Linked DNA regions of Homo sapiens: regions 1 and 2 are each linked to region 3. The links are chromatin loops, found by intact Hi-C in ENCODE. Cell type or tissue: Calu3. All regions are shown on one strand. Each heading gives the region's core, and the rest is flanking DNA. Links, peaks and the distances in the headings are about the cores only.

Region 1 (10,936 bases), core at 3,581-6,080, 220 kb after region 3:
ATCTCTTTGGGTTAGGATAGTTAGATACTCCTTAAATACCCTGAATAAGTTTTATTACCATACTCAACAGGTTATTTTATAATTATTTGATGGTGTCCTGACTAGAGTGTGAACAGATGGTCTCATTTATTTATTTGTTATCATTAGCAAGCAAGAACAGACATTCAATGAATGAATACATTTCTTCAAAGCCCATAATCCAAGTGAATAGCAGGATTCATCTATTCATTCAAGATGTTTCCTGGATTCCAGCTCCATGGTAAGTTTTTAGATTACGGAAGACATTTTTCTTTTTCAAAACCTTCTAACTGCTATTATATTGTTTATATAATAACAAAAGTAATTTTAATCAAACACAAATATATCTACATCACAGGAAACTTTTGAGGTATTAAGCAAGCAAATAAAATGCTTTAAGTCTTTGGCTGGCAAAAACTATTAAACATAATTTTTTCCCCCACAAAGGTGATGTCAGCAAAATTCCACAGATTACATTTTGCGTATTTATTTACAAGATGGTAAGATCATCTTGTAAATAAATACGCAAAATGTAATCTATGGAATAAACTGTTTAAACAAAAAAAGAGAGGCAACATTAGGATTAAAAACTTTCATAAAGAATAGCATTAGCTCAAAAATAGGAATGCCACACTGCAAGAACTGCTTACATAATTAAAAGCAGAAGAACTCAAATATTAGTTATAAATAGACAAAGATCATAAAATAAAATACGTCTGGAACAATCCATTTTAACTAGGTTCTGTATTTCCAGTACAACATACCTGTAGTTTGATTGGGGCACTTTGTCAAGACCTCTGGTGCTCTGAATCCTGGTGTACCTGCCCTAGGGGCAACCTGCTGACGCCTTATGATGAAATAAGATTTCTCTAGTTATGTTAAAGTTGAACTATGTAAGTCTAAAAAATAACATTCATCAATTTAGTTCACAGTAAATTTTGCCTTGATACCTATATAATAAGTGTTACTATAAAGTAAATGATAATCTAGTGTGATAAAAATCCTAGATTTTTCTTCTTCTGTTTTTTACCCCCTCTACTAGTTCCCCGGACTTACTCCAGAAAGGTTTAAAATAACCTCCAAGAATAAAAAGCAGTAGTGGATAATAAGAGCCATAATAGAAAAAATAGAACCCAATAGCAATTCACAGGTATAAAAATTCATTTGTTTGGAGTAATTGATCACAGATACACTTATATATTTGAGTTAATCAAGAAAGGCTTTATGAAAGCCAAGCCTTGAAGGAAAGGAAGAAATTTATGAGTCAAAGAGTTGGAGGTGGGAGTAAAAGAGGAGCTCTACTATTTGGTTCTGGTTACTCCACATAAGCGGGAATAAAAAGAGAAAACAGAAAAGACTACATCAGCAATCAAAATGTGTGATTCTAAGCTTCTAAAAGCCACCCCGTCCCACTTATTTGCATATAAGAGCAAATGTGTTTTCCAGAGTATATCCATATTAAATAAATAATATATGAAAACTGTTATCATTTGCTCTTCAACATACTACTGCTCTGCATCAAGGCCCATTGCAGTTCACTGATCTGAACTGATCCCTTGCACTCACAAAATTATCCACCCAAGTCAATGCAATTTCTAATGGCAGCATGCTGGTGATTTTATAACACCATCAAAACACATTACCTTGAAAGGCAAATACTACAAACTTTATCTGTTGCATAGCAGTCACAGGTCAGGCTAGCTGGGCAAGAACTGGCAGTTTTCCTCATCACAGCACTATTCATAACTTTTGTAGAAATAGCCTTCTTTTTTGTTGCTAACTTTCTAGACAGTACATCCACAGTCTTTGACTGCTTCATGAGCTGTAAAAGAAAAGTCTCATTTTTCTATTTTCATGATATTAAACATGATGTCCTAAAATGCTAGTATGGCAAAAAGCAATAGCGGAAGCATAACTTTAAAAACTGCTGAATGGCTATTGGACTGTAAATAAACTGTTGTCTATTAAAATGTTTAAGGTCTTCTTGGGTTTTTCTGTAAAGTCACCTTATATTAAAATTTACTAATTAGTCCTAGCTTGGCCAATATTTGAGTTATACTTTATTAGAACTTTTCCTGATATATTACAGAAGTATAAAACAGTTATGTTCTAGTGTCTAACTCCATTTCAGAACTGTAAACTGCACAAGTACGTTGGCTAAAATCACAGTTTTAATTTGTTGCTCATGCTGTCTAGCTGTCACAAGATATCATAAGTCAATCTGAAATCATCTACATTGATGATGATTTTGTTAACTTTACAAACATCTTTACACTATCAACTATGTGTCAGAATAGTTAGCTAACTGTATGGAGCTCACACTCTAGCAATGACAGAAAGCCCTTAATGTTCTAAATGTTCCTCTAGAGAAAGACAGTAATAGCTAACCAAAAATGAGAAAAAATTCCACCAGAAAAGTTCAGAAAAAAACTGGAGAAAACAAGTTTTGACTAAATGCTTAAAGCAGTAATACCTTCTGCCAAAGCCAAACTCTAGTTTAAAAAAATTTCTGATAATAAATGTTAATCTAGTTATTACCTAAATTCTCTTCAGTGTATGACTGACTGACCATTATGCTATTAAGCTACATTACTTACTTTCACTGCAGGGCTCTCATGTGAAATGGAGCTGTGTATATTGAAATTTCTTTCTCCAAAAACAGAGCGCTGGACAGAAAGGCCTACAGATCCCTCCTACAATACCAACAAAAACAAGGAAAATAAGGATTATATCTGTAACACTTTCTGCCAGCTGTACTCTGCCATAGTTTTGAAAGAGTTAAGTGAGATGAAACAAAAACAGCTGCATCCAAGTCATTCTCAGGCACCAAACCACTTCTGTGAAAGGAGAAAATAGTCTAGACAGAACTCAACACCCATACAATGTTATCATAGTCCACAAATATATATAACTAAAAAAAAATTCAAAAACCACCTGCATGGATGTTACATTTTGCTGTGCAGCTAAAATGGAGATAGACACTTCAGAATTCCTCCCCTATAACTAATGCTTTCTTTTAAAAAGGATAATTAATCTGAACTTTTTAACATGCAGGGAAAATTTAATATTTTCCATTTTTGTCATAAAATATGATTTCATAATAGTTAATGACAGATGTTATAAACTGACAAAGTAAATTTTAGTTTTAAAATAGTAACCAAAATGATTCAGTACAAATCTTAGTGAAAATTTAATCAAATGAATACATATAACAAATGCAAAAAAAAGTTTTTTAAATTATAAGTACTATCCTAGTATTCTATCTCCCTCTGTTGGTTGAAGGAGTATATTTCTAAAACAGTGTCGGTACTTAAGAAATAAAAGAGATAGAACCTTTCCGTCTTTTCCTTGTTTAATCTGAATTTGTGCATTTGTGTAGGGTCTTTTAACAGAAGCTTTTGTGGTGGACTGCTGATCCAGCTCCTTAGGTACTGGGCCACTCAGTGGAATCTTGTTTCCTGTGATTATGTGGGATTTGTTTTGTGAACACCTTTCCTGCTGAGCTTCAGACTGGACAAATTTAAGAAGCTCTATTTTCGTATCATGGGTTCCTTGGGCCAAACCAAAGTCTACCAAGGCATACCTAAGAGACAAAATTAAGCATTTTTACTTATCTGTAGCAATTAAAGCTTAGTAACATTGTAATACTCTCAAACCATCCTCATAAAAACTGTAATTCTTTTTGGGATCAATTAGGAATTTATAACATTCTGGAAAAAAGAAAAAAAAATAAGTTTTCCAGACAAAGTAAGAATTTAACAGCTAACCAGGATTGAAAATTAAGAGTTGTCCCACAATCAAATTTTCTTTTTCCAGTGGTCTGTGTTAATAAGGCAGAAGAGGAATACATAACATAAACACAGTCCGTTGTTCTCTGATGGTGGCAGAGATGGCATCATAGCAGATAATTTCTAGTTAAGAAAGCTTAAAAAAATTAAAATCATGGTTTTAAAATCTGATCCAATTAAAGAAAATTAAAAAGTCAGGCATATAAAAGCTCAAAAAAGAAGTTATAATATTATTATGTTTAATATGATCCATTATATAGAGGTATTTATGTTATTTTTAGCTTATAATTTCTCTATAATTATAATCAGCATTAAAAAGTATACATAAAAATAAAACTTTTGTGTTAAAACAGGAAATTGGCTATCATGTGGTCCAATCCCCTCACTTACTAGAAAAGAAAAATGAAGTCCAGAGATAAGAGACATGTCTAAGGTCAAAAATTATTAGACTCTAAGTCTGTTAGTTCATGCTATTTCCACTGAACCATAGTACATCTAATAATGTACATTATTCCACTAATACAATTTTATCTTCTTCATCACCAAATTTCCCTTTCCAATCACAAAGAAACTGAAACAGAAATAATCTGTGCATGGCTATTGCAGTATGTTATATTATATCTAAGAGATATAAGTCAGAGGATACAAAGTAGCAGATATGTAGGATAAATAAATCTAGACCTAATGCACACTCTGAAGATTACAGGTAATAAAACTGTACTGTATATGAGATTCATACTAAATGAGTAAATTTTAGCTGCTCTTGCCGTAAAAACAAAAATAAGATGGGTAACTGAGATAAATATTTGCTTCACAATAGTAACTTTTGTACTATATATAACATCATGTTCAATACCTTAAATATAGACAATAAAATTGTTTTTTAAAAGAAATAGGATAAATATTTTCTAGTAACTCTTCATACTTACTTTTTCAGGCGCCTATTATATAAAAAATTGCTGGGCTTAACATCACGGTGAACAATACCAAACTGATGAATGCGTTTCAAAGCTTTGAACAGATTAAGCATATATTCCCGTACTTCTTGAAAGGAAAGAGAATTCAGAATGTCCTAAAACAAAGTTACAAATGAAATGAGTTACAAATATTGTTTGCAATTAAATATTTAGCTAATAAAAATTCAAGAAATATTAAAACCTACCAAAAACGACTCATGCTCCAGATATGGCATAGCAATAACTACATGATCATTCTTCCTAAAGCAGTATTTAACTCCCATGACATTATCTTGCCCCCTAGTGGAAAAATGCACAAGGAACTTTTAGAAGAAAGGTCAGAGGGACTGAAACTTTATGCCTAATTTTAAAAACCGCAATTTTAGCAATGCATACATATTGCTAGAAAACTGACTTAAATCATCATCACATAATATAAACACAAGTGACTTGTGTTCTCGTGTTAAAGTTTTCTTTTAAAACAAAAATGGCACCAGTTTTGAAGTTACTATAATAATTCAAACGAGGTAATTATAGTTGTGACTGGGGAAGCAGCAGAATGAGAAAAAAGGGAAAAGATTAATAAGACTTAGCAGATAAGATGGTAACAGTAATAAATAAATCAAGGTCACTAAACTAATAGATCAATGAGCCAGGATTTGAACCCAGGCATTTTGCTCCAGATATATGTTCTTAATCACTATGTTACACTGCTTCATAAAAGAGGAAAATAGGACAAAGGTGATTTCTATGATTTTGAGCCTGAGTAAGAAAACAATAGAGATACCAAAAAATGAGTAGAGAAGCCAGTAAAAGAAGCATCTAAAACCAGACCTCATCATTTTGATAGAGTTATCTAGACAAGGGACTAAGCCTTAAGTGAGAAGACAAGTGAGAAGTCAGTGAGAGTACCTGCAGAGAAGTGATACCTACAGACATGAAAATTAATAGCGAGAAAAGAAAACTGAGCTTGGAAGAAGCCAAGTTAGAGAGCCAAATAAGAAAGGAATTTTGAAGGAAGAGTTATTAGCATGGAAGTCAAAGAGAATAACAACTGAGGGAAGGCTTTTAGTTAGGCAAAGAATAATTAACTGGTAATTTTTAAGACAGCAATTTAAGTGGAAAGGAAGAAACAAAACAGAAGGAAGGAAAATATAACACAATGGAAGCTGAGCCTGAAGACAATTTGCCTGACTGCATTGTAAGATCAGATGAAGGCATTTTTAGCATGTACTTTTTTAAGCACAGAAAAAGAAAAAGTGGTAGAGGGAGACAGTTAAAAATATAGAAAAAGAAATGATCATATTTAGGGTACAAGAATGTATGCAAGCATTCTTTATAGAGGCCATCTCATTTTCTTGTCTTCTATAATACACAGAAGGCTGAAACAAACAGGCTTATTCATTCATTCAGTATTTAGTTGGCACTGTTATTTGCTGTTAGGGATTATAGACATTAGTGATGCAATAGTGAATAAAATTTACAGAATTTCTGTCCTCATGGAGTTTACTATCTAGTGGACAATACAGATAATAACAAGGTAACTTATAATGACAGAATACGATAAGGGCTTTGAAAGAAATCTAAAGATGCTATGACAATAAAAAAAAATAGGAGAATCTAATTTAATTCAGAGAAGACATCTTTCAAGCAATGTCACTCTTTTTTTTTTTTCTCAGAGGCAGGGTCTTGTTTTGTTGACCAGGCTGGATGGAGTGCAATGGAGTGATCGCAGGTCATTACAGCCTCAAACTCCTGGGCTCAAGCGATCCTCCTACCTCAGCCTCCCAAGTAGCTGGGACTACAGATGTGTGCCACCTTGCCTGGATAATTTTTAAGTTTTTTGTAAAGATGGGTTCTTGCTAGGTTGCCCAGGCAGGTCTCAAACTCCTGGCCTCAAGCAATCCTCCCAAAGTGCTGGGATTACAAGCATGAACTACTGCGTCCAGTTTCACTCTTGCTCAGATCAGAAGATGAAGGGTCAGCAAGCAATGACTGGGAGAGGTCTTCCTGAATGGGGAAACAGTCTGGGCAGTGGCCCTGAGGTAAGAAAGCTCTTGAGACAAATTTGATAAACTAAAGAAATGGAGCACAGTGAGGGAGGTGGGAAGATAGGCATGAGAAGGTTGAATTTTTTTTTCAAAGTACATAGGGAAACCACTGAAAGATTTTAAGTGGTGGAACTAATGACCCAATTTAAGTTATATACATATATATTTTATATTTTAAAGATCATTCTGGCTGCTGTGTAAAGACAGAATTAAGGGGAGAAGGAAGAAGCAGGCTACAGTCGTAGTCTAGGCTTCATCTGAGGTAGTGGCAGAGAAGACAGAAAGACATGGATGAACTTCTAGATATACTTTAGAGCCAAAATGGCTAGGACTTAGTGATTAATGTGGTTTAGGAGAGAAATAGAGAAAATGAGGATGATTTCTAGGTTTCTGGCCCAAACAAGTGTGTAGATGGGCCATTTGCAGAGACGGGTGGATAAGAACATTTGTTGTGGTGTTTTTTTTTTTTTTTTTGGTATGTTAAGGTTTAGGTTTGTCTTTTAGGTTTGAGATATTTATCAGGCACCAAGTGGAAATGTTAAATAGGCAGGTGGATATACACAAACCTGTAGTTAAGATAAAAGGTCTGAGATTAACTATATACTTTTGGGAATCATTACTTTAGATCATGTGGAAATGGAGGACACTAAGAATACAGAGAAACCTAAGAGCAAGCACGAGGAACTCCAATATTTAGGGGTCAGATAGAAGTGGAAGAGCTAGCAAAGACACTGAAAATGAAAGGCCAAATGAGGGAAGAAGAAAACAAGGAGGGTGTGGCAGGACAGAAGTCAAGACAAGGGTTCACGTCAATTGTGTTAAATGATGCCTAGAGTAATGATTGACTCTATAGTTTCCAGTTTAGCATAGAGAAGAACAGCCGCAATAGGTATTTAGTGAAAGAGAGGTGTGGAATGAAAACAATGTATGCAGATAATTTTTGAGAAGTCTGGCTGTAAGGGGGAACAAAGAAATGATGGAGCAGGTGGAAGAAGGAGGGCAGTTTAGGAGGGTAAGATTCTAAATCATGTCCATATGTTGACAGAAATGACCTAGCAGAGAGAAACCATACCAGATGATTCTGTTATTCTAAATAAAATATTAGATGAGGTCGTCAATAGCTGGGGAAATGTGAAATGTGAGTTCCCTACATTTACAAAATAATGTAAACCATGAAAGCCAAGGTTTATGATTTGGCAGGAAGGTTACAAAAAGCAGTGATAAAAGACAGGAAATCAGGTCGAGCCTCAAGGGAAATCCAATCTAAAAGAATTACTATAAATTTAACTAACTATTGCAAGGTTAGAAGGAAAGTGCTAGCAAATTGCAAACACTTGACTGAAAAATGTATTTAATTCACATATAATCCCCTCATCCCTGCTAAATATCTACTTTAAAATCTTATAAATTATATACAAGTTCAATTAAAATATGTTTAAATTGCCTACCCAGCCACTGTTAGGCACTGAAGTTCAGCTGCAATTCTTATAGGATGACTTGTTGGAATCAAGTGTTTTAGAGCAATTTTCTCTTCAGGTCCTACTTGTAACTGTGCTGTGGCCAAATAAACAGAGCTGAAAGTGCCTGTAAAACAATTTATTAAATTTTTCAATATCTGGTTTTTAAAAATGTTAATGAAACAATTCTAAGATAGATTGTAAAAACTGTTTCAATGGCATAATACATTAAAACAGGACTTCATTTTACAGTAAATATTTATTATTTATTCTTTCTTTAAGGTTGAAAAAGAAAAGCTGTTACCATAATTAGTAATAAAACTATGGTCTTAATAGTCTAAAAAGTGGTATATTTTTCAATAAGAAATAGTAATGAAAACCAAGACTAAAAAAGGAAAATAGAATGGAAAAAAGACCTCGTAAAAATAGTAAAAGCATATCCCCAGATTACCTTCTCCAATTTTGTCCTCAATCTTAAACACATTACTAAGCTGTGGTACAGCTTCATAAAGCTTCTCAATATCTTTTTTAACACCTTTCAAGGAAACAAAAATTTAGAGTTTTAATCAATGACAGTATATTTTACAGTTTCTTAAAATTTAAAAAGCTCAATGAAATAAATTATAAAATATGAGTAATTAATTATACATAAGTTTTAATAACATTGTGATAAGATTAAAACCCATCAAGTTGCTATAACTCACACACACCTCTTGAACAGACAAAAATGACAGTCCCAGAATTAAATACACCAAATTTCTACTATACTGGAATTATATACTAAGAGATACATTGTTACTGTAGAGATTACAACATGAAAAAGCACCAAATTTTTAAAATAACTAAACAATTTGTGCTGTGATCACTAGATGGCATGACAAGGACACATTGCGATGTTCTTGAAAACTATTTCCCGTAAAGATACAAAATCTTAAAGGCTTGGTAAAATTTTATGTATTAAATATTCACACTATATTTTCAGAGAGAAGGCCTACTAAAGCTCTCAAGCATGTAAAAAAGTATTTTTAAAAATTTGTCCCAATTGCCAGTAGTATCCTCTATCCTTGACTGCAGATAAATTGCTACTTTTAAATAAGTATCAGTTCTTTATAAAAATGTACATAGTTAAAACAAGGGGAGGCAATAATACAAAACCCAGTAAACTACTGGATACAGAAGAGAACTAGATAAGTCTTCAGATTTTATTACAGTATCTAGGCTCTACTAGCCCTATATAGCATAAGTTTAAGACATTTTCAAAGCACCGGCACATGCAGTATCTTTTGAGGTCTTCCTAACAGTACTGTGAACTTGGCAGAGCAGGAATGATTATCCTGATTTTTCAGATAAGGAAACTCAATTCAGGGAGGTTAAATCATTTGCCCAATTTCACAGAGGTGTTGCTGATTATATATATTTTCTAATTTTCTTTCTTTTTTGAGATGGAGTCTCACTCTGTTGCCCAGGTTGGAGTGCAGTGATGTAATCTCCACTCACTGCAACCTCTGCCTCCTGCGTTCAAGAGATTCTCATGCCTCAGCCTCATGGGCAGCTGGAATTACAGGCACGCAACACCACGCCCAGCTAATTTTTGTGTTTTTAGTAGAGACGGGGTTTCACCACAATGGCCAGGCTGGTCTTGAACTCCTGACCTCAAGTGATCTGCCCACCTTGGCCTCCCAAAGTGCTGGGATTACAGGTGTGAGCCGCCGCACCTGGCTAGAACTAATTCATTTAAATAAACGCTGTCTTAAAAAATGCTCAGCAATGGGTATGTAAAAAAAACCAATAAATTTGATGCAGCCACTAAGAGCTTGGTCTAGTAAAGGAAACATGTTATCATTCTTAATACAAGGTGACACCTGTAATAAAAGAATGTATATACTACTAGGTTGGGGAGGATTTCTGAAGGTGATAGGAAGCCTTCAGTTGACAGCTAAGTTTTGTTCTGAAGCATTCACCAAGTAGTGAAAGTGGAAGAAAACATTTTAGGAAAAATTAACTACGTCTGTAAAGACAGGAACAAGAAAAAAAAAAGGCTTGGATGATTAGGGTAGGGGGAGGGCTGAGAGACAATGAAATACAATGTGGCCTGGGGCGGTGGCTCAGGCCTGTAATCCCAGCACTTTAGGAGACCAAGGCAAGAAGACTGCTTGAGGCCAGGTGTTTGAGACCCTATCTCTTAAAAAAGCTAAAAAACAAACAAACAAACAAAAATTAGCTGGGCTTTGTAACACGGGCCTGTAGTCTCAGCTACAGAGACTGAGGCAGAAGGATACCTTGAGCCCAGGAGTTTGAGGTTACTAAACTATGATCGTGCCACTGTACTCCAGCCTGGGTGATGGAAGAGGGAGACCCTGTCTCAATAATAATAACAATAATAACAATAATAGAAATAGAATGTGGCTGAGGAAGACAAGAGAGAATGCACATGAAAGCTATAGGAAGTTTTTAAGCAGAAAAATGACAAGTGGAGAACAGATGTGAAAGGGAGGAGAAACATTAAGGGTACTTCCACACCACTACTCACTTATTATGCATCTACTCCTCTTTACAAAAATCAAAATGTTTATTAAGGTTTCCTGTCACTTCAGAACAACTTCAACAATTTTAAACAACAGTAAAACTTCCTGGCAACCAAAGTGAATGCAATATCCTCAAATTCT
Region 2 (10,936 bases), core at 3,995-6,494, 95 kb before region 3:
AACCCAGGAGGCTGGACTGCCTTCTAGTCTAGGTTCTACCTTCCCCCTGCTGTCTGGTTTGGCTTAATCACTTGATTCAATAATTTTATGACTTTGAGTGAGTTACTTAATATCACTCTACCTTAGTTCTTTCATCTGTAAAGTGCGGCCAATAATAGTGTATCTCAAGGTTGTTGTGAGGAATAAACATGTTAATACATGTCAAATGCTTAGAAGAGACCCTTGCACAATAGTAAACACTCCATAGATAATAATGTTATTATTAGCCAAATGTGGTTATTTTGAGGGTCATATAATGGGGAAAAAATGCAAATTTAAAATTCCTGTACAAATTCAAAGGAATATCGATTGTCTCTGTATATCAAAGATGACCTTAGTATTTGCAAAGCTCTCTCTCATTTAGGGCCACTAGCTGTTTTTCCATTTACACTTCCCTATACAGGATATAGAGTTAATTTCTAGGAAATTAGCCATTAATTATTGGTTAATGATGGACTAGGAATGCTCTCAGGAGAGCTGACTAGTTAGAACATGACATAACTTTGAATTATCTAAGCTTTACCTTTACGTGGAATTTTAACTTTGTTGAATTTTTAAGTAAAGGGATATAAAAGCCAGTCTGCTCTATTATTAGATTCACTGTGTTCATAAGGCAACATGGAAAAAAATAGATAATACAGAAAGAAAAATGACAATTTTAAGGAGAAAAGTTTTTGTTTTTAAATAATTTTCTATGTTAATTAAATTCCATGGATGTTTTGTTATTACTTTGTCTCTACAGAGAATGCAGCAGATTTTGAACATGCTTTTTTCCCTCTGCTTAAAATGTGTTGGCTATTATATTTCACAGGACTTACGTCGTTTTCAAAAATAGAGGTAATTAATTGTTACGTGTTTTGATGTTCAGCAGGCAAAGGAAACACATTACTTTGTGTAAACAGAGGTTAATATGGAGTCTTTGAAGTCTAAATTATTGAACTATTTGCCTAAGGACAAACTTCTTAACTGTTTAGGTTTCTTCTGGCCTGTAATAAACTACAGTGGTGGAAATAACACAAAAAATCCTGTGTATAAAACATTTGGGTCCTGGTTGCGTGTTTGACCCAAATCTGCAGGTTTACCTTTGAGTTACACTGCGAATTAGGGACCTTTCATTTCCATTTTCCTTTCCTTGTAGTGGTTTAGTTGGTTCATGGTTGATAAAGACAGAAGCATATGTTTCTGGGAATGGTAAACCTTAATTTTGCTTAAGTTTTAAATGATCACTTATTTCTGGAACTGGCACTGGGGTCGAAGAATGTTTATTATTCCATGTTAACATGGGAATGAGTCTAAAGACTAAGTGACGTTTATGCTCACTTCTATTTTACAGCTTCCTTGGGCTCTAGCCAAGGTGACTTGGTTTTGCAAGAGCGAAGAGGACCTGCCTTATAGTGCAGTTTTTTTTTTTAAATTGTTTTTGTCTGAAATGATCTACCTTGAGGACAGAAGCTGTACTTTGCAGAGTAAAAGACAAACTATTACTGGTTTTAACAAATGAACAACCCAGGCAGGTGGGCATGGTGCAGGTTGTGCCCCAGCTTGTGAGGTCTAGCAGATCTTGTGGCCTTTGGACAGGCTTGCCTTGGGGAGGTGGAAACACAATGGTGATGATTTCTAACTTGAAGAGACCTTTGGGACTCCAGTCCAGAAGTTTTTACCTGTGTGTACTGGGTGGGAGGCGTGTTGTGCTTCCTGCTATGGGGGTGGTGAGAGCCGTTTCCCACCTAAGTGGGACAGGGAGAAAGCGTCTGATCGGCACACAGGGTGCAGAAGCAGCACTGGCCCAACTCCACACTCACTTTTCCAGGATCATTCCTTTTGCACCAAGCTCTGACCCTGTGCCCTCTCACTGCTCTGGGGACTGTTGAAGCCACAAGGAGGAAGTTGCTACTCCTTATGCCCTTCATTCTTCCTGTGCCCCAGACCGAGATCTGTCAGGGGTGGGGTATTGGACCCCACCTGAAATCACTTGTGTATCTGGCAGCTTTCTTGGGAGTTTCTCCTCAGGGGGCAGACTCCCATATAAAGTACTGGCTGGTATGACTGCAGCTCCCGTTGACCCACTCACTGTTCACAGAAGCCTAGGAACAGACTGTAGAACCCAGAGAAAGCTCTGGGTGACCTCTGTTATTTAGCAGCTGCTTGCAGCACCAGTCACTGTGGCAACTGGGCTTTGTTTATGAAAATGAATGAGGACCTCAAGCCTGGGGCATCCATACCGTGGACAGAGCTCCCCCTGGAAATCGACTGCCTGCCAGATTGCCAGGGCTAAACCAAAACAAAGACATACCAAACACAAGTAGCCAGGAAGTATTCTGCCCTTGGGGACGAGCACCAAGTCCCGATTGCCTGTATCCCTCTTCACCAAGCATAACCCTGCCAGGCTGAGCTGATCTTGGTTATGCCAGAGAAAGACAGAGGCAAAGAACATGGTACTAGTATTGGCAGTTTTTGGAACACAGCCTTGTATTGCTCAGGTCTGGCCTCTAGTTCTGGTTTTAGATGGAAAGAGTGTTGAGTACCAAAGATCTAGCTTTTTGAAAATTTTATTTCAGGCCCTGCCTTTATGTAAACTGTAACGATCATTTGGGTCTGTACTCAAGAGGCAGGAGAATCACTTGAGCCCGGGAGTTCTGGGCTGTTGTAGTGCACTATGCCAATCAGGTGTCTGCACTAAGTTCAGCGTCAGTGTGGTGACTTCCCTGGGGACTCCCAGGGGACTGCCAGATTGCCTAAGGAGAGATGAACTGGCCAGGTCAGAAATGGAGCAGGTCGAAACTCCCATCCTGATCAGTAGTGGGATTGTGCCTATGAATAGACACTGTATTCCAGCCTGGGCAATATAGCAAGATCCTGTCTCTAAACAAAACAAAACAAAACAAAAAAAAACCCCTTGTCTGGAACAACTGAGTTTGGAGTTTGTTGTCCCCTTAGAGTCCTTGCTTTCATAGTGATTGTTTTCTTGTGTCCAAAGCATCCTTGGTAGTTTTAACTCTCCATGGGAATTGGTGAGCCATGGACATCATCTTGGAGCACACTTTGAATCTCAGAGCTTCCTTTGAGGGGACTGCTATGTTCTGGGTGCTTCTGGTATTCACAGGTTCTATGATTCTATGGCTGGACCCTTCTAGCATATGTGCCCTTTGGTGTCACTTTGTCAGAACCACAGCCAGTGCATGGGTCTTCTGATGCCATCCTGTGGCTCTCTTCCCCACACCATGCCTTGTTTTTTTTTTTTTGTTTGTTTGTTTTTTTGAAGACCTTCGAGTCTCGCTCTGTTGCTCAGGCTAGAGTGCAGTGGGGCAATCTCAGCTCACTGCAACCTCTGCCTCCTGGGTTCAAGTGATTCTTGTGCCTCAGCCTTATGAGTAGCTGGGATTACAGGTGCGTGCCACCACACCTGGCTAATATTTGTATTTTTAGAAGAGACGGGGTTTCACCATGCTCTCCAGGCTGGTCTTGAACTCCTGACCTCAAGTGATCTGCCCACCTCACCCTCCCACAGTGCTGGGATTACAGGTGTGAGCCATCGTGCCCAGCCACACTGTGCCTTGTTACTGCATGTCTGCTTGGGTCATGGCCCAGGTGTCATGGTGGAGGGGGCGGGGTTGGGAGGTAGAGAGTGCTGGCATTGGTGATTTGCCAGCAGGACACATGCCCAGGAAGATGGTCAGAAAAAGAGGGACTCCTTCACGTACGTATAAGTCAGCTTTAGCCTTAAAGCTTCAAACACCCACTCACTGCATTGAGGAGTCCTTGAGGTCCCTCACCTGCTCTTCCTGGTCTGACTAGATGCCAGGGAATTGGGAGAGAGGGACCTGCAGTGGGAGGGTCCTGGAACTGCAGTGACAGTAATACAGGCTTAAACTAGAATTCCTTCCTGGAAGAATTTCGGTCTTCCTCTACCCCAGCAGCCTTTCACTCCTTAACTTTAGTAGTGTGCCTTGGGGCTTGAGCAGCTGCTGCTTCTGTGGAGGTGACCATCCAGAGGGACCCTTTCACAGCTAAGTTCACTTGCACCTCCGTTTCTGCTTAAGGCAACTACAGTTTCGGGGGTGGCTGCCCCTGTTTGCTCATGATAATTCCTTATGAACTCTCCTGTTGATAAACTGAACTGGATCAGCTTTAGTTTCCCTTTAACTAAGGATTTAAGTCAAAGCGTAACCACAAGTGTCCTGTTCGTTTTCATTCATTTCAGTGCTGAACATTTATACACTGGGCTATGGATTTGATGTTTCCTTCCTGTCTTGGCTGAGATACCTGTGTGAAATATGAGTTTGCCATTTGGCAAACTCTTTTTCCTTTGACTAGTTAATGAAGCCAAAATATTGACGGGGGTGTGGAGTTAGGGGAAGAGGAGGTGTGCATGGTTACATTTGAAAGTTCTTCATGGTGCAGGAGAATCCAGTGCTTCACCCTGAGTAATTGTAATTAGGGTAGTAAGTAAACCCTTTCAGGTTTATTCTATAGCGATCATGACGAGTTATCTTGGGGAAGGGATAAAGAAGACTGTGAGAGGTTGTACAGTTCTGATCCTGTCAGGCTTTGAGAAGCAGACCTCAGCGTGATCTGAAGAGCCGGTACCCTGGAGTAGATGATTAACCAAGATAATGTTCCGGACAGTCTGCAGCTGAACTGAACTGGTGTCTCTGCATCCATTCATAGTTACCCAGTGTGGTTAATAACAAGTCCGTTGGGAGTTATGCCTGTGCTGGCCATAACTACCTTGTATTCTGGATGGGGGTCAGAGAAACTGAATGGATCGATTCATTCACTGAGTAGTGAGTGACTGCAGCCTTACTGAAGCCAGCTCCTTTCCAGCTCTTTGATGACATGCACTATTATTGTTGTTAACAGGTTGGCTAAAAAAGTAAACCTGGGAGAGTTGAGGCTTTGTTCCTCTGTCCAGCACTCAGATATTTCCTGTAGTCATTCAGTAAACATTTACCAAGTGCTTACTGTGTGCCAGGGACTGTGTTATCATAACCAGTAACTTTTTCTTCGTTAATGAATTATCTCATGCGGCGTGCATACAAAGAAGCCTTAAGAAGTGGAGGATAATGGGGGCCTGTCTCTCCCTGCTCATCCTTTGGGGCTGTCACATCACGGAAAGGAAGTAACAGTCAACTTAAATCAGTTTACTTTGGTAATAGCAGTTTTTGAAAAGGTTTGGAGCAGGAAATTGAAACTCTTGAGAAACAGGAGGTTTGGGGATTACTGCTGGATTTTTCTTATTCCTGCTATCCCAAGGACTTGATCCCAGTTACCACTGATAATGGACCCCTTTTATGTTTAACTGTCTTGTCAGTAAGTCAGTGACACATGCTGAGAATAGAAACCAGTACCATTCCATGTCGTAACCGCCAGCCTGTACACGCCCCGCTGGTTCTGTTGTTGTGATCGTTGCTACAGCGCTTAACATCAAATGCCAGCCTCATGCCTGGCACTTTACATCACACCTACGGCGTCCCCACCCCGGGAGCTTACCTTCCCTAGAAGTCCAGGACATTTTCTATGTTGGCACCACAGGAATAGGTAGAGGGCAAGGGACAGAAAGTTTTCCTCAGTAAAATGTGGTCTTTGCTTGAATCAATAAAGGCAACTATGTTCATCTGTTTTAATAGGAAAGGCCTGTAGGTAATTTTTTTTCTCCGTTAAAATCTGCTTTTAAAAATGTTTGGGGTTGAGTATAACAACAGATTGATAACTCTCTGTTCATCGCTTTTCCGTTCTTGCAAAATATGTGACTTGCAGTGGTTGACTAAGTGCTAGGCTCTGACGGGAGGAAATGAGACCCGTGGAACTCCTGGCCCCCTGCTCTGTAGGTGCCTCCAGACCAGGGAGGGGAGACAGGCATCAGGTGGCATGGCCAGGCCTTTTTTTTTTTTTTAATAGTGGATGGGAGAAAATGGGAATATGACTAATTTTATTTAATACTTAGGTTGTTTTGTCTGTTTGCTTTACTGGCATAGGGTCATCTTCAGCTGAAGAAGGATGTGCTGGTGCTTAGGAATGGCTGTCAGGAGCCATCGGTTTGCTCCTTCAAACAGGAAGGGCAATGCTGGCTTCAGCTAAGAGCGAGAGAGGTTCTTTCCCCAGACACCCAGTATGTCTCTCTTTGCAATCATTGGCTGAATTGACTCAGCTTTTCCTCCCATCCTTGAATCAGTCCCTGGTAGAGTAATGGAGTTACAGTGATTGGCTTAGGACAGTCAGCTGGAGAATCAGTCACACCACTCACCACAGCGGCCTCCTACTAAATATAAATGTGAGCGGGACTTAAAATAGAAGAAATGCACATCTAACAGGACCATAACTTAGGGATAAGGTACTGGACAAGGTAATGAAGAGGCGATCATGGCCCTTGTTTGTGTTTCCTCCGTTCCCTCGGCAGCCTTCTAGGGGACCCTCTAATGTGCTACCTCACTGTGTACCTGTCTCTCTATCCTGACTCCACCTGTCACTCTCTCTCGACTCTGGGAGTATAGCTGCTTAAGGCCAAGGCACTCTGTCTTACTATTTGTGGCCACTGTAGCTGGCACATAGCAGGGACTTAATATGGGTTTCAGCAAATTGAACGAAAAAGGATACTTCGTATTCCTTTGTGTTTAACTTTTATCAAACATTGCTTGAATCAAGTGGATTTTTTTTTTTTTGAGATGGGGTCTCACTCTCACCCAGGCTAGAGTGCAATGGCACTATCTGGGCTCACTGCAACCTCTGCCTCCTGGGTTCAAGGGATTGTTCTGCCTCAGCCTCCCGAAGAGCTGGGACTGCAGGCACCCACCACCACGCCTGGCTAATTTTTGTATTTCTAGTAGAGATGGGGTTTCACCATGTTGGCCAGGCTGGTTTCAAACTCCTGACCTCAGGTGATCCACCCGCCTTGGCCTCCCAAAGTGCTAGGATTACAGGCGTGAGCCACTGAACCTAACCACAAGTGGACTATTGATAGTATATTCATTGCACATTTTATAACAAGTTTATTGAGATATAATACACATACCATACAATTCACCTCTTTAAAGTGTACAATCATTTTTAATATGTTATCAGAGTTGTGCAGCTGCCACCACAGTCAATTTTAGAACATTTTAATCATCCTCCAAAAAACCTCTTTATCCATTGGCAATCTCTCCCTATTCTTCCCTTTCCCCAGGCCCTAGTAACTACTAATCTATTTTCTGTTTCTATGGATTTGCCTATTCTGGACATTCTGTAGAAATGGAGTCATGCCATATGTGGCCTTTTGTGACCAATTTCTTTCACTTAGCATGTTTTCAAGGTTCATCCATGTTGCAGCATGTATTTGGTATTTCATTCCTTTTTATGGCCAAGTAATATTTTGTTTTATGTATATACCACATTAAAAAATTCATCATCAGTTAATGAACGTTTGCATTGTTTCCTGTCTGGGGATATGAGGAATAATGTTGTTATGGGCATTCATATACATGCAAGTTTTTGTGTGGGCTTATGTTTTTTCCCTTTTTTCTGGGAAGTATGGCTTTGGCCAAGGCCAGAGTCAAGCACATCCTTATGTTTTTATTTCTCTTGTATTTATATGTGTCTGAGAGTAGAATCGCTGGGTCATATGGTTACTCTGTGTTTAACCCTTTGAAGAACTGCCAAACTCTTTTTCAAAGTGGTTGCATTATTATTGTTATTATTTTTTGAGACGGAGTCTTGCTCTGTCACCCAGGCAGGAGTGCAGTAGTGCGATCTTGGCTCACTGCAGCCTCCGCCTCCCATGTTCAAGCGATTCTCCTACCTCAGCCTCCCAAGTAGCTGGGATTACAGGTGCCTGCCACCATGCTCGGCTAATATTTGTATTTTTAGTAGAGATGGGGTTTCATCATCTTGGCCAGGCTGGTCTCGAACTCGTGACCTCGTGATCCACCTGCCTCGGCCTCTCAAAGTGCTGGGATTACAGGTGTGAGCTACTGCGCCTGGCCTGTTGTATTATTTTATACTCCCAGCAACAATATATGAGGGTTCTAGTTTCTCCACATGCTTGCAAACCTTATTATTATCTGTCATTTTGAATTAGTCATCCTAGTGGGTGTGTAATGGTATCTCAATGGATGTTCATCAATGAAAATAAACATTTGAATGGGCACCCATGGCATGTCAGATGCTCTTTCTTAGGTGTGGGGGCAAAGAGATTTGCAGCCTTCGGCTGTCTGTCTCTCTGGCCTCATCTGTTTTCACATCTTTCCTCTTGATTTATGTTCCCTAAATACCAAACTGTTTGTAGTCCTCATACTATCATGTCATTTCTTACTTCCAGATCTTTGCCTATAATCTAAATATTAATGCAGTGTGAATATTAATGCCATTACTAGTTAACTCTTAAACAGCCAATAAATTATAGAGCTGGCAGTCTGGCTCCAGAGTCTGTGTTCTGTACTACATACTCTTTTTTTCTTTTAAAATCAACTTTATATCGAAGTATAATTTATATAGATTAAAATGTACACTTTATTTATTTATATATTTATTTTTGAGACAGGGTGTTGCTCTGTTACACAGGCTGGAGTGCAGTGGTACAGTCTCGGCTCACTGCACCCTCAACCTCCCAGGCTCAGGTGATCCTCCTACCTCAGCCTTCTGAGTCACTGGTACTACAGGTGTGCACCACTAAACTTGGCTATTTCTTGTATTTTTTGTAGAGACGGGGTCTTGCTATGTTGCCTAGGCTGGTCCCAAACTCCTGGGTTTAAGCAACCCTCCCACCTTGGCCTCCCAAAGTTTTGGGATTACAGGCGTGAGCCACTGCACCCAGCAAATTGCACACATTTAAAGGTACATTTTGATGAGTATTAATGAATACATATGCCTGTGCAATCACCACTGCAATCAAGATACAGAGAATTTTTCTATTATCCATCTCCACCCCTTTCATTCTCTTCAGCCTCCCTGTAGTCCATATCCCCAGTCCCAGGCAATTACTAATCTGCTTTCTGTTGCTATAGATTAGTTTTGCCTGTTCTAGAAGTTCATGTGCTCTTTTGTGTCTGACTTCTATTTGCTCAGCAAAATGTTTTTGAGAATCAACAGCCAAGTTGTTGCATGTATTAGTAATTTGTTCCTTTTTGATGTTGAATGTTTTCCGCGGTATGGATATACCCCAATTTGTTTATTCATTCACCTGCTGATGGATGTTTAGGTTGTTTCCTTTTAGTATTATGCAGTTAAGTAGCTATGAACCTCTATAAACATGTCTTTTTCTGGACATATGTCCTCAGTTTTCTTGAGTAAATACCTAGGACTGTAATTGCTGAGTTGTATGTAACTTTATAAGAACTTGCCACGCAGTTCTTCAAAGTATGTGTACCTATGTTGGTTTTAATACAGATTCATCATTTCCTATCCATGTTGCTTGGGTAGATTATATTAATTCTTAAGAATCACCTCAGATATCACCTGCCCTAGGAAGCCTTTTTTTGACCCTTCTCATCTTCCCCTTCTTTGAGGTGAATTAGGGAGGCTCCCCCTCCAGGCTCCCTTAACACCTTGATGATTGAGTGTTCACTGGCCTATCTTTCCCATTAGACTGTGAGCTCCTTGAAGAAGGAAAATGCGTTATTATTTCTGTATCCCCAGGACCTTATATAGTATTTACCATCTAGATAGGTGCTCAATAAGGCTTGTGAATGGGCGACTAAATAGGACATTATTCATCTTTATTTTTATTTTATTTTTGAGACAGGGTCTATCTAGTTCTGTCACCCAGGCTGGAGTGCAGTGGTGTGATCTTGGCTCGCTGCAACCTCTGGCTCCTGGGCTCAAGCAGTCCTCCCACCTCAGCCTCCCAAGTAGCTAGGACTACAAGCACGTGCCACCACGCTGGCCAATTTTTGTATTTTTGTGTAGAGATGGGGTTTTGCCATGTTCCCAGGCTGGTCTCGAACTCCTAGACTCAAGTGATTCCCTTGCTTTGGTCTCTCAAAGTGCTAGGATTACAGGCGTGTACCACCATACCCGGCCCTTATTCAGCTTTGTAAGGGGGTTTATGGCCCTGTAAGGGAGATAAAATAGGCATGCAAATAACTAATGTGAAGCAGAAATTAATAGAGTTGAAGAACAAAGTCTGTGAGAAGTGAAAGAGAGTGATAGCTTTTAGTGAGGAGGATTTGGGAAGGCTAATAAAGGAGATGGGGTTTCAACTGAGCCCCCAAAATAGATTAGATGTGCTGAGATATTATTACCCGTTGATTCTAAAGGGATTTGACTTGATCTTCTGTTCTAAAAGATTGGTGAGGCTGGAAAATGAAGTTTATGTTTGGGAAGGTCACACTAAGATTCATCTTTTTTTTTTTTTTTTTTTTTTTTTTTTTTAATGCTTTGCTCTTCTCAGCCTACAGCGGGCACTAGGAGATACTGGAAATGTTTTCTGTTTGGCAGTAGAAGAATATAAATGTGGCGGTTTGTCTATCATCTCTCCAGATTCTAAAGGCTTCTAGGTGGGATTGAAAAGACTTCTCTTATCCTCTTTGCCTCTTACCCCATATGGTAATAGGTCACATAAGTCACACTATTGCCAAAGCTCTGCTTAGCCATTTGTCTGGTCTCTTTGGTCTCAGCCACCTGGCTTCACTATTTAGCACATATTTGTCCATTGTCTTCTATAGCACATGTTCATAGACTATTAGAGCTGGGAACTTTCAAAATAATCAAATGATAGGCCCTCCCTTTACAGAGGAGAATTGATACTGAAATCTAGAGACTAACCTGGTTAATAATAGTAAAGATAAAAGCTGCCATTTATTGACCATTTAATATGTATCGTATATTTGCATGCATTATGTAATCCTCACAAAGTGTAGATGTCTTCATTTTACAAATGAGAAAACTAAGGCAAAGTTTCAGATGGTATAGACAGAACCAGGAT
Region 3 (10,936 bases), core at 3,675-6,174:
ATTCTTTGTTCTAGTAGGCATGGCTCAGACTAGTGTATAAAAAATGAATCTAACAGAACAGAAATCTGCTGTCTTGGGAGCTAGTGAGGTCTTCTTTCTGGAAGGGTGCAAGCAGAGGCCAGCTGTGACCAGGAGTCAGAAGTCTTAAGTTCTGGTCTGGGCCTGGTGCATGACTCTCTGGCCTTGGGTAGGCCATTAGACTCTCTGAGGTTTCCGCTTTTCTGCTGTAGAGGTCACCGTAGCCTGCCTCACAGTTCCGCAAATCAGATGGAAATAACATCTGAACAATACCTTCTAAAACAACACCTTCTAAAACTCAGCTGTAGCCTTGTCAGGGTCAGGAGAGCTGGCAGTCAGGAGGGGAGTGCTAGCTCACTCCTTGCTGAAGCTGAAAATTTCCACTGACCTGCAGTCAGGGACACCTCACTGCAGCTTTGCTTTCTTCTTATTGGAATGTGCCTGAGGAGTGGCAGTTAACTCCAGTTCCAAATTCCTCAGCCCTGAGTGTATGAAGCTTATTGCTGCTGGCCCGTGAGGACAACAATGCCTGGAGGGAGCAGAGGGAGTTGTTCCTCCTCCACGAATCAGCCCCATCACCAGCTTCATCACGGCATCGCTCTTTAATTACTTCAGGACACAATTCGGAGTTGCCGTTGATATCTTCTGTATTTGTGCTGTTTGCTTTCTTGCCTCTGGAATGCACCAGTGTGACATCCCGCTTTCCGCTCTGAAAAACGTACTCTGTGTATAATGTATATAGGGTTGCTGTAGTTTATGGCCACAACATGAATGAGAAACAAGAAGCAGAACATCCAGGGTTTCTCGTCTAAACATTCAGAACTGTGCTGGCAGTGGGACAAAGGCCTCTGGACTGTTGTGGGTTTTGGTGACAGCCTTGATAAAAATGCCTTTTTAGTACAAGTGAAAGGAAGATTTTACTACAGTGCAAAAGTCAAAAAATTAGATAAACATTGTTGGAAGTTCAGTGTTGATGAGTAGCTAAGCCTCAGAGAAGTTACACTTAGGTGGGCATGGTTATTTTTTGGCAGGAAAATGACCTAGGATTTTTTTCTTATTCAGGCGACGTCAAAACAAGGTTAGAGCTACATGTTCCCCTCTGGTTTTGTTTATAACTGGCATCAGGACATTCAGAAATGATCGTGACTACACTTGACAGCACTGATACGTAGTAAGTGTGCAGTCAGTGGTAGCTGTTGTGAGTAGCTTTGGTTTACACCGAGTTTATTAGTGATTAATTCAGGGCTTCCACAGAGCCCTGTGTAGTTCTACACAGCTACCACTGACTGCACACTTACTACGTATCAGTGCTGTCAAGTGTAGTCACGATCATTTCTGAATGTCCTGATGCCAGTTATAAACAAAACCAGAGTGGAACATGTAGCTCTGTACCATCTGTGTGGCCCGGGCATCAGGATATCTAGAAACTTTTCAGGTGATTCTAGTTTTCAGCTTGCAACATTAGTAGGTCATGGAATCAATTAATTGAAGTACTTTTTTTTGCCAGCGTTTTTAGAAGATACGTTTATATAATTGTATAGAAAATATTAATGCCTAGCACAGTAGCTGGGAAAATATAATTTTGTGTGTGTTAAAAATGCTGCTGTGATAGAACCACTAATAAAATCCCTGCCCTCGACTTGCTTCTTAGTCTTACTTCAGAAACTGCATGCTTTTCGTTATGAATAAATGGTTCATGTGAAATTTAATACAAGACATTTATAGTTCTATGACCTGAGAATTTGTGAGCCTTCTTGCCCACATTTTGAGGTTTCACTCTGACATTGAAAAAATCAGTTATTTTATAAATGCTAGCCAACAAAAATGGCATACATATTTTCACCAGCAACTAAATTTGATTATAGCACAGCAACAAGATGATGATTTTCCTCCTTTGGATGTGTTAATTACACATATACCATGATATGCTAGGTCAGCAGTGGTCTAAATACATTCAGCAAGAATGAGGTACTTGCATACGTCATCCTGAAAGTTTTATTAGATCAGTTTAACAGCCTCTTGACTTCATTATCTATGGGAATTTGGGGGTCTTACACAATAAACTGTTACAAACATTCATCTCACTCTTATGAAATAGAGCAATGTGATAGAAAGGCTGGCAACCTTTGGCCATTTTTATCTCAGTGCTGAGGTGAACATAAACCAAGAGGACTCTCGCTGTTTCCCTATTGTGATGACTCTGTTGGCAGATGCTGCAACTGTGGAAGACCTGAAAGTCGTGATCAGTTGCTAGCAGGACTTTGGGATCACTTGTCTTGATCCTGAAGCTTTTTATAAGCCCACGAGAACATTCATCAAGGCTTCCCACTTGACTTGAAATACATTCATTGTAAGATTGGTCTTCGATTTAGATTTCTTGGAAATAGCAGTGATAATTCTTACGATTACTCAATGTGCAATGCAGTCCGTCCTCACAAGGTTCTTTCAGAGTTCAGAGGGACATCCTGCATTGGTAGTTTTGCCTTTGTCTGGGAGGACTAGGCTTGGGATTATTCCTTGAATCCGCTGCTTAAAAACGCTGATCTGCTTGTATAACAAAGGGAAGAGGTTCGATTTACAAGCACTTCGATTTGAGAAGTACTTTCTCTAATTATGATTCAGCTCCGGTGACTGCACCATGTTAAATACGCAATTCTCTTTCCTCTAGGTGTCTGAGGGTTCTGTGGTCCAGTTTTCATCAGCAAACTTCTCCTTGACAGCAGAAACAGAAGAAAGGAACTTCCCCCATGGAAATGAACATCTGTTAAATTGGGCCCGAAAAGAGTATGGAGCAGTTACTTCATTCACCGAACTCAAGATAGCAAGAAACATTTATATTAAAGTGGGGGAAGGTAAATTTTATGTGGCTTCAGTTAATGACTGATTTATGACAGGCAATTGTTTTCTTTTCTGAAACCAGGTGGTTAGGGCAAGGAATCACAGAATTACAGAATGTTGGACCTGGAAGGGACCTGAGGGGTCATTTGGCCCCAGGCCTCTCCACCGCCCCCCATATTCCCTCCCTTCTTTTTTCCTCCTGGGGAAGCAGGCCTGGTTATGGCCAAGTGAAACACAGGGAGGAGCAGGGGGAGAGAGGAGAAGGTTGTTGTGTGGGATTTAGAAGACACCCATGCACAGAAGTCAAAAAAAGTAAGTGGAGGTGAGAAGCTGAGGGTGTGGGAAGGAGGTGATGACTGATGGAGTGGAAGAGCTGGCAGAATGAATGGGTCAGCAGGTGGCTTCCTCTTACCTGTGTTCTGCAAACGTTTGAAGCCTGTGTCAGTTTGTGGTGCTGAGACATAGGTTACATTTTGGACAATAGCAAAGGAAAAGTATTTAAATATATTTTTAGTACAAATGACTATTACAAGGACAAATTATTGGAGAAAAGAAGTGTAGGGTCTTGATAAGAGATTGCCTATTTAAATTTCCTTGCATTGCAAAGGGATAGAAATATCCAGAAACCCAGTTTTGAAAGCCTTTTTTAAAACAAAAACAAAAACAAAAAACCTTCTCTTTCTTTCTCATTCTTTCATTCTTTCATTCTTTTCCTCCCTCCCTCCCTCCCTCCCTCTCTCCCTCCCTTCCTTCCTTCAACAGGGTCTTGCTCTGTTGCCCAGGCTGGAGTGCAGTGGTGCGATCAGTGCTCACTGCAGCCTCAACCTGCAGGGCTCAAGTGATTCTCCTGCTTCAGTCTCCCAAGAAGCTGGGACTACAGGCATATGCCATCATACCTGGCTAATTTTTACAATTTTTTGTAGACACAGGTCTTGCTGTGTTGCCCAGGCTGGTTTTGAACTGCTGGTTAAGAGATCCTCCTCCCTTGTTCTCTCAAAGTGCTGGGATTACAGGCATGAGCCACCGCACCTGGCCAGACCTTTTTTTAAAAATCATTATTTTCAGTTGAGTATATTTGGAACCCCCATAAGTTACTAGGAAATAACTCTTGTGAATGGGTCCTTGTTATAGCTGGCTGATTGTGTGAACACTGCGTTTAAGGTCTTCAGCATCCAGCTGCTTTCTGTTAAATTCTACAGCAGCTGTCACCTCCTCATAGACAAGACAGGGAAGGGTGGGTTAGTGAACACTTGATCCCAACTCTTATTTGGATCTGGGCTGCTTTAAAGTGTGTGAGAGACAGAGGCAGGAAAGGTGGACGTGGACGTCGGAGAGGATGCTACGTGCAGAAGCCATTTCAGGGGCCTTCACGTGCATCCCACTTAACCCCACAGTAACCCCAGGAGGAAGATGTCATTTCCACCGTTTTACAGAGGGCTTAGTGGAGGGCTAAGTGAACCTGCTCACATCCAAGTTACTAACAAGTGACAAAGCCAGAACACAAACCCAGGCTTCCTGACTCTTGAGTTTAACGCTTGTTGCCTGAGCTGTACTTTAAGTCCTAGCCAAATAAGCATAACTCAAAAAGGGAAGTGGTCCACCTGGATGAACATCCTTGTTTAGTTGAGGCAGAGAGAAGGGGACTTAGAGGAGGGCTGGGCTCAAAAAGTCTAAGTTTGTTTCTGTACTCTCATGATAGGTAGCTAATAACAGAGGTCAAATCCCATTGAGACAAAATGAAAAATTTCTTTTAATAAAGACTCTAAGCCCTGGCCAGCGGGCCGCGTTTCTGAAGCAGAATTCTAGTAGCATGAAAGAATGTTGATTACCCCTTGGAATTTGTTAGAATAAGAAAATTTGTTATAATAACATTTAGAATGTTGGACTGTGTTCTCTCGGCAGTGCATGAGCTTCTTTCTAAGCACAGTAGTCACTTACCCTGAGAGCCACGGGTTGTCACTTAACTGGTTCAGCCTGTGCACACTGGGTAGGGGAAGCCAACTTAAAGGACCTTGTGTCTGGTGCAGTAAAAACTGTTAACTCCTTGGTAACACCTTCGGAACCCCTGAAACTTGACTCCAGCCACCAGTTGAGTATGAGTCACCGGGCCATGCCGTGGAGAGAGGAGCAGTAGGGAAAGGAGGTTCCTTGGTGAGGTCAGTGGACCATAAAGTGATATGTTTATCACCACGGCTCAGACTGCACTGAGCAAGCTTCATCCCCCACTTCCCAGAATCCGACCTGGCTCTACCTTTCTTGTACCCAGCGATCGCAGGCCATGAGGCCTGGTTGCTCTAACCCGAGCAGTTCTCAGAGTGTGGTTTTTGCCCCAGCAGCATCCGCATCACTTGGGGACTTGATGGAAATGCCAGTTCTCAGGCCCAACCCAGACCAACTGAATCAGGAACTCTGGGGGTGGGACCCAGCAGTCAGTGTTTCAATCAGCCCTTTAGGAGATCTGATGCTTGCTGACGTTTGGGAACTGCTCTCATCTATATACCCAGAATGAAAGAATTTAAGAGTTTTGCTCTTATCCCAGCTGGTCTTGCTGCGAGGCTTCAAGCAACATTGACTTACCACCAGAGCCTCAGTTTCCACAGCAGGAAAATGAGGTGTTTGCATTACCCCCCAGGTTCATTCCTGCTCTCAGAGTATATCCTTCTGTGTCTCAAAGTCATTTGTCAATCTTTCCCTAAAATACAAATAAGCATGTGACTCCCCCTGCCCCCAAACTTGCCAGGTTTCTACCCGGGAATTCCCCTTTGTGGTTTCCTTTCTACTTGGCACTCGGTATAAGTTTTGATGCCAGGCATTCGGAAAGTCATTGGGGAGCGGGGGAGAAACCACACACAACAAAAGTGGTCAGCTTATTCAACTTAGTGACAATGGCTTCTGGGACTAGAGCCCTTAATAACATCAACTTTTGAACAATTAGACCTTTCCTAGTGGCTTCACATGAGTGAATATTTTGTTATTTGTCTCAAATCTCACATCATTGTTTGTTAATTCAGGAAACCTATACCATATGCCCACTATGTGCCAGATACAAGCCAGGCACACCTATGAACTGGATATGCCGGCCACAATCCCAGGAGGGCCCTAGTCTCTTGAGTTCCAGACTGTCCTGTCCCTGGCCCATAGACGCTCTTTCTTAATTAAATTTCAACCTTGCCGTTCCAATATCATTTTCCATCCTGTGATGTGGGGGAGGCATCCGCAGGGCTGCAGCTGCACGGTGTGCATACCTCATTTGCTCATCTGGCAAAACCCTCAGCAGATGTGGAGGGAGGCTGCTCTAGCAGCCTGAGTCAGTGGAGCCTTGAGCTTTTCTCTCTGAGGGGGAGGGGAATTAGAGGAGACTGCAGAGTGCAAACCCAATGCTCTCTCGCAACGAGCCGACAAACAGAGGCTTTGGTCCCCTTTGTTCTGGGGTGGTGCTGGGGGTGCTGTGGTGGCCAGAGCCATGATGCCCCAGTGTGTGCTGCGGACCTCAGCACAAGGGAGGTTGCACAAGTGGGGAGGGGGAGGGACAGTATCAACCCAGTCTTGGGACCCCCTGGTTGGATTCCTTACTCCAAAGTGAGACTTCCATGTGGACTTGAACCCTGGCATCCTGTCCTCAAAATGGAAAAGGCAGAAGTCTGTTTTATAGTAGTGCCAGGCCTCTGATTAATTATCCCTTCTGAAAAAAGCATGCTACACCTAGAACTTCCTTGACACTGGTCCCAGCTGTCACACTGCCAGCAGTTTCTTTCAAGTTCTGTTGAAATATTTAAGCCCGTGGATGGAAATCCCATCAGCCGCCGTGCTGTGTAAATGGCATGTGCCGTTGTGGGAGTGTCTTCAGATTCTGGTACTTGCATCACTTTCCCGGGTGGAGGTGGTGAGCAACTCTCAGCACAGTGAGATAATGTTTGCGAAAGCACTTTGTAAACTGTAAAGTGCCATATAAACTTGAGTTGTCTGTGTTCAGATTGTGAGAAAGAGTGAAAGTCTGCCTTCTTTATTTCCCCCAAATTCCTACCTTTCATCTTCAGAGTATAAAGTGCTGTGAGGAATACATATGAGGGAAAGATTAATTCTACATGGGGTGTCGGAGGATTAATTAGGTGGTTGCTTCTCCTGATAGTTGAAATAACAAATATCCAAGGAGGAGTGCATTTGGGGATAGAATGGATTGAATGTTAAATACGCTGACCATGAAATACATAAGTATTGGATTTTTAGATAGGAGATGCTTGGTAGACAGATGACAGTATAAGTCAACTGCTCAGAAAAGGAGTCATGATCTAGGTACAGGTTGAAACCATGGGAGTGATTGAGATCACCTAGAAAAAGAATGAGATAGAAAGGGGATTGAGGAAGGAGCTGAGAAGTTCTTAGCCTTGGTTTATATTGGAATCTACTACGAGCTTTTCAAAAAAGAAAGCTCCCTAGGCCCCGCCTGGGTGTTCTGAATCAGATTCTCTGGGTTGGGGTCTATACAGATTCTGAGCAGAGGAGGAACCAGTGGAAGAGATGTGAAAGATAGGTCAGAGGAAACAGACGAGGACAGGAAGTATCACAGAGAACATGCAAGGAGAAGATTTAGCCAAAAGAGGCCCCTAGTTGGGGGCTAGTCAATAGGCGGTCACTGGTGACCATAACAGGATGCATTTCAGGGCAGTGGTTGCGGACTTCACAGACGAAGAACCATCCTTTGAGCTCGTGGTTCCCTGTGTCTGCCATTTGCTCAGTTTCACTGTCACCCTCCTTCCTTTGAATCTGGTTACCGAGTACCTCAGTGGTTTGACAGATTGTCCTGTGCCTCTTTCAGATCAAGTGTTCCCTCCAAAGTGCAACATAGGGAAGAATTTTCTCTCACTCAATTACCTTGCTGAGTACCTTCAACCCAAAGCAGCAGAAGGGTGTGTGATGTCCAGCCAGCCCCAGAATGAGGAAGTACACATCATCGAGCTAATCACCCCCAACTCTAACCCCTACAGGTAAGTGAGTCTAAGTGTGTGAGTGTGACAAGAGATGAAAGTAAAGATCTTCCTTGACTTGAGGCAGGGAGAGGTGTAGCCCGTCCTACACCCTCCCCTACGCAGGAGGGAAGGGAGCCATTGATGCTTCACGCAGGAGGGAAGGTAGCCATTGATGCTTCAGGTGTGCTTCATCAGATGTGTTTCACAGAAGCTTTGAAGAACAGAGTAAAGGCACCAGTGGTATATTTTATATTCTGCATCTGTCCCTAGATCCCAGATATTTCAGATGAATTCCTGAAGCCTGTTCCAAACTTCTGGGTGTTAATTACAGGACACAGTCACTCTTCCTTCATCTTTATCACCTCTGACTAAGGTTATCCCTGATAGGAAAATTACAAAATATGCCCTATTAATATAATTATCATCTTAGTAACCTTCTGTTTTTAATAAAGCTCTGTTTGTGGTGTCCTTAGAGCGCTTAGGCACTCAGAGCTGTTTGCGTTAAATCTGTGTGTGTGTGTGTGTGTGTGTGTGTGTATGCGCATGCACGTGTGTGGTGGAGTGGCTCTTCATGGTGCCATACCAAAGAGCCATTCGATAGAACTTGCCTCTCCCTTGTGTGCTTGGTGTGTGTGTGTGTGTGTGTGTGTGTGTGTGTGTGTGTGTGTGTGTATGCTGGAGTGGCCCTCCATGGTGACATACGAAAGAGCCATTCGATAGCGCTTGCCTCTCCCTTGTGTGCTTGGTGTGTGTGTGTGTGTGTGTGTGTGTGTGTGTGTGTGTGTGTGTATGCTGGAGTGGCCCTTCATGGTGACATACCAAAAAGCCATTCGATAGAACTTGCCTCTCCCTTGTGCGCTTGTTCTCCCTCTCAGCTTCCTACCCCTGGATTGGAAATTCGACCCTCCCTATCAAGAATAATTAGGGAATTAAAGAAAAAGGAGAAAAAGTAGGTTCTTTTCCCACATGAGCCTGCATTTCACCCTCCTTCCTTTGCATCTGGACTAGTGACTTGAAAATTTAAATGTATATTGTAGAGGGATTTCGAGGTGAAAATGCTAATCGGGGTTTGACTTTCAAAGCGTGTAAGCTACAGATCGTTTTGATAAGATTCCACTCTGGCCACTTGAAGAATTTTGTAGAAAGTGAAAAGGGAATGGGAATAGGAGCAGTCTGGTGAATGTGCTTCGACGTCAGGCCTGAGGCTTCATTGGAGTATACCATGCATTTTATGCTTTACAAGTGTGTAAAGCTGAGATGGAAAGAAAGACTGTTCCCTTAAATTCAGAATGACAGGGATGTTATTGTTTAGTAAAAAATTCTCTTTTTTACGAATTCTTAGAAGTTTGGGTTGTGTTCATCAATTTTCCAGTAATCACTTGGTTGACCATCTGTTTTCTTTATTTTAATAACCTTATATCCAGAAGTTTGGGAAAGTAAATGCAGATACGATTCTGTAGCAATTGTTAATGACTTAAGCAAACCTTATATAAATCAAGAAATTCTTTAGCCTTTTGTCTCTTATTTTACTCTGAAGTTTCCTAATTTTTTTTTTTACCACCATGCTTCCCTTATCCCAACACCCCGCCCCCAACTCACCAAACTGCCACCTACTTCAGTTTTGAAGGAATTTGAGCATATTAGCCAAATGGGAATCCTGTACATCGAAGGTGTTGAAGGTTGAAAAAGCAACAATACTGCTTCAAAAGTAAACTCTTCTGGTTCGTTCAAGTCCACTTCAAACAGTGGCTGCATTAAGTAACCACCTCTTTTCCATCAAAGAAGAGAAAAACTTTAGTGACTAATTATCAGCAAGCATATGTTTCTATTGTTATGTAAAACAATTTTGTTATGTGTGCAGTAACAATCTGTTTTGCACATGTCATTGGCCTGGGATCAACTCCAGCTTTTTAATCAACTGGCCAGACACTAGAAACATGAAGACTTGGAAGAGGGGAGATAGTTGCAACTTTCTGGCATGTAGGTCTTAACTTTGCCTTTGTCTTCCATTCACAGTGCTTTCCAGGTGGATATAACAATTGATATAAGACCTTCTCAAGAGGATCTTGAAGTGGTCAAAAATCTCATCCTGATCTTGAAGTGCAAAAAGTCTGTCAACTGGGTGATCAAATCTTTTGATGTTAAGGGAAGCCTGAAAATTATTGTAAGTTGGTGGAGCATGTCTTTTGTTTTGTTTAGATAAATGACAACAATTTAAGCTGTACTTTATAAGTGTTATTTTTAAAGTTCCTGCCTCTTTGGACTCTCTAAGCTCTGTCAATTATTTTTCACTTTGCAAAATAGCATGCTCCTATAAAATAGGTGCGGTTGTTCAAACATGGCCTTGGATTAAGACGGACCCAGGTCTGAGTCCAGGTAATCCCACTGTGACCTTTGGCAAGTCCCCTAACCTCTCTGAACCCCAGCTCCCTCATTTGTGAAATTCCTGAAATACATTAGTATGCTTTCCACTAATAGTAAGTGTAAAGTAATGAACACAATTAAGCCTTCATATTGAGCATCCCACAAGGACCTCAGTGTCATAGTACCGAATATCAGCTTTTATTTTGGAGTTAGGTACTTAGAGAAAGTATGGACTATTAGGCTGACCCCAGCTCACATCATTGACTTTTCTTTTTGAGTTAAATACGAAATATTGGCATGTCTTTTTGCTTGCTTCCAACTCCTAAGTGTGAAACACTGATAGAAGAATCACAGTAAGTGCGAAGTCAGTGAAATGATGCTGGACAAGTCTACTCCAGCTTGTTCCCAAGGCCCTCTATTTAATAGAGATGTACGCACAAGGCTTAGCCCATTGGCATGATGGGCAAACAGCAGCTGGTTTCCTCAAAAGTTGAATGTTGAAACTTGGTAAAGTAAATCTTATCTCAAATATGCTTAGGCAATAACTATTTGACTGAATTATATTGAAAGTTAAAGAAAAATCCTCCTCCCTATTTTTTAAGAAGATAATTATCTCTTTAGTATCTCTTCTATGGGCTCAAATTTTTTTTTTTTTTTTTTTTTTTTTTGGCCAATCTCTCTTTTAGTTCCTGCACTGAGTAAGCTGAAGTGGGTTTTATGTTTTCAGTATTTTGGGAGAGGGATGCCCT

The links. A loop is a pair of places that touch in the nucleus more often than their neighbours do. Peaks named below come from ENCODE experiments on the same cell type or tissue, not always from the same donor. Only the 100,000 strongest peaks of a DNase experiment are listed, where the experiment ranks them.
Region 1: it touches region 3 in a loop (2.4-fold over the local background); 6 of 110 quality-filtered maps call a loop at or near these places.
Region 2: it touches region 3 in a loop (7-fold over the local background); 6 of 110 quality-filtered maps call a loop at or near these places.

Annotation. Positions count from the first base shown.
Region 1 is chr1:91,505,723-91,516,658 of GRCh38, reverse strand. CDC7 (cell division cycle 7) reads right to left here. Exons shown (of 12, transcript NM_003503.4): 3 at 8,722-8,805; 4 at 8,262-8,397; 5 at 4,969-5,062; 6 at 4,736-4,878; 7 at 3,352-3,601; 8 at 2,616-2,711; 9 at 1,662-1,840; 10 at 783-865. Among named protein-coding and RNA genes, the nearest start is that of CDC7, 10 kb to the right of the region's middle. In Calu3, for the core only: a CTCF peak has its summit at 5,085 (motif pointing left); no DNase peak of the experiment used is centred there.
Region 2 is chr1:91,821,741-91,832,676 of GRCh38, reverse strand. All of the region lies in intron 2 of TGFBR3 (transforming growth factor beta receptor 3), which reads left to right. It also overlaps the pseudogene RN7SL653P. Among named protein-coding and RNA genes, the nearest start is that of TGFBR3, 59 kb to the left of the region's middle. In Calu3, for the core only: no CTCF peak of the experiment used is centred there; DNase peaks (open chromatin) are centred at 4,766 and 5,466.
Region 3 is chr1:91,726,710-91,737,645 of GRCh38, reverse strand. TGFBR3 (transforming growth factor beta receptor 3) reads left to right here. Exons shown (of 17, transcript NM_003243.5): 5 at 2,687-2,870; 6 at 7,673-7,841; 7 at 9,840-9,987. Among named protein-coding and RNA genes, the nearest start is that of TGFBR3, 150 kb to the left of the region's middle. RefSeq lists enhancers at 1-891, 4,820-5,114. In Calu3, for the core only: no CTCF peak of the experiment used is centred there; DNase peaks (open chromatin) are centred at 4,935 and 5,615.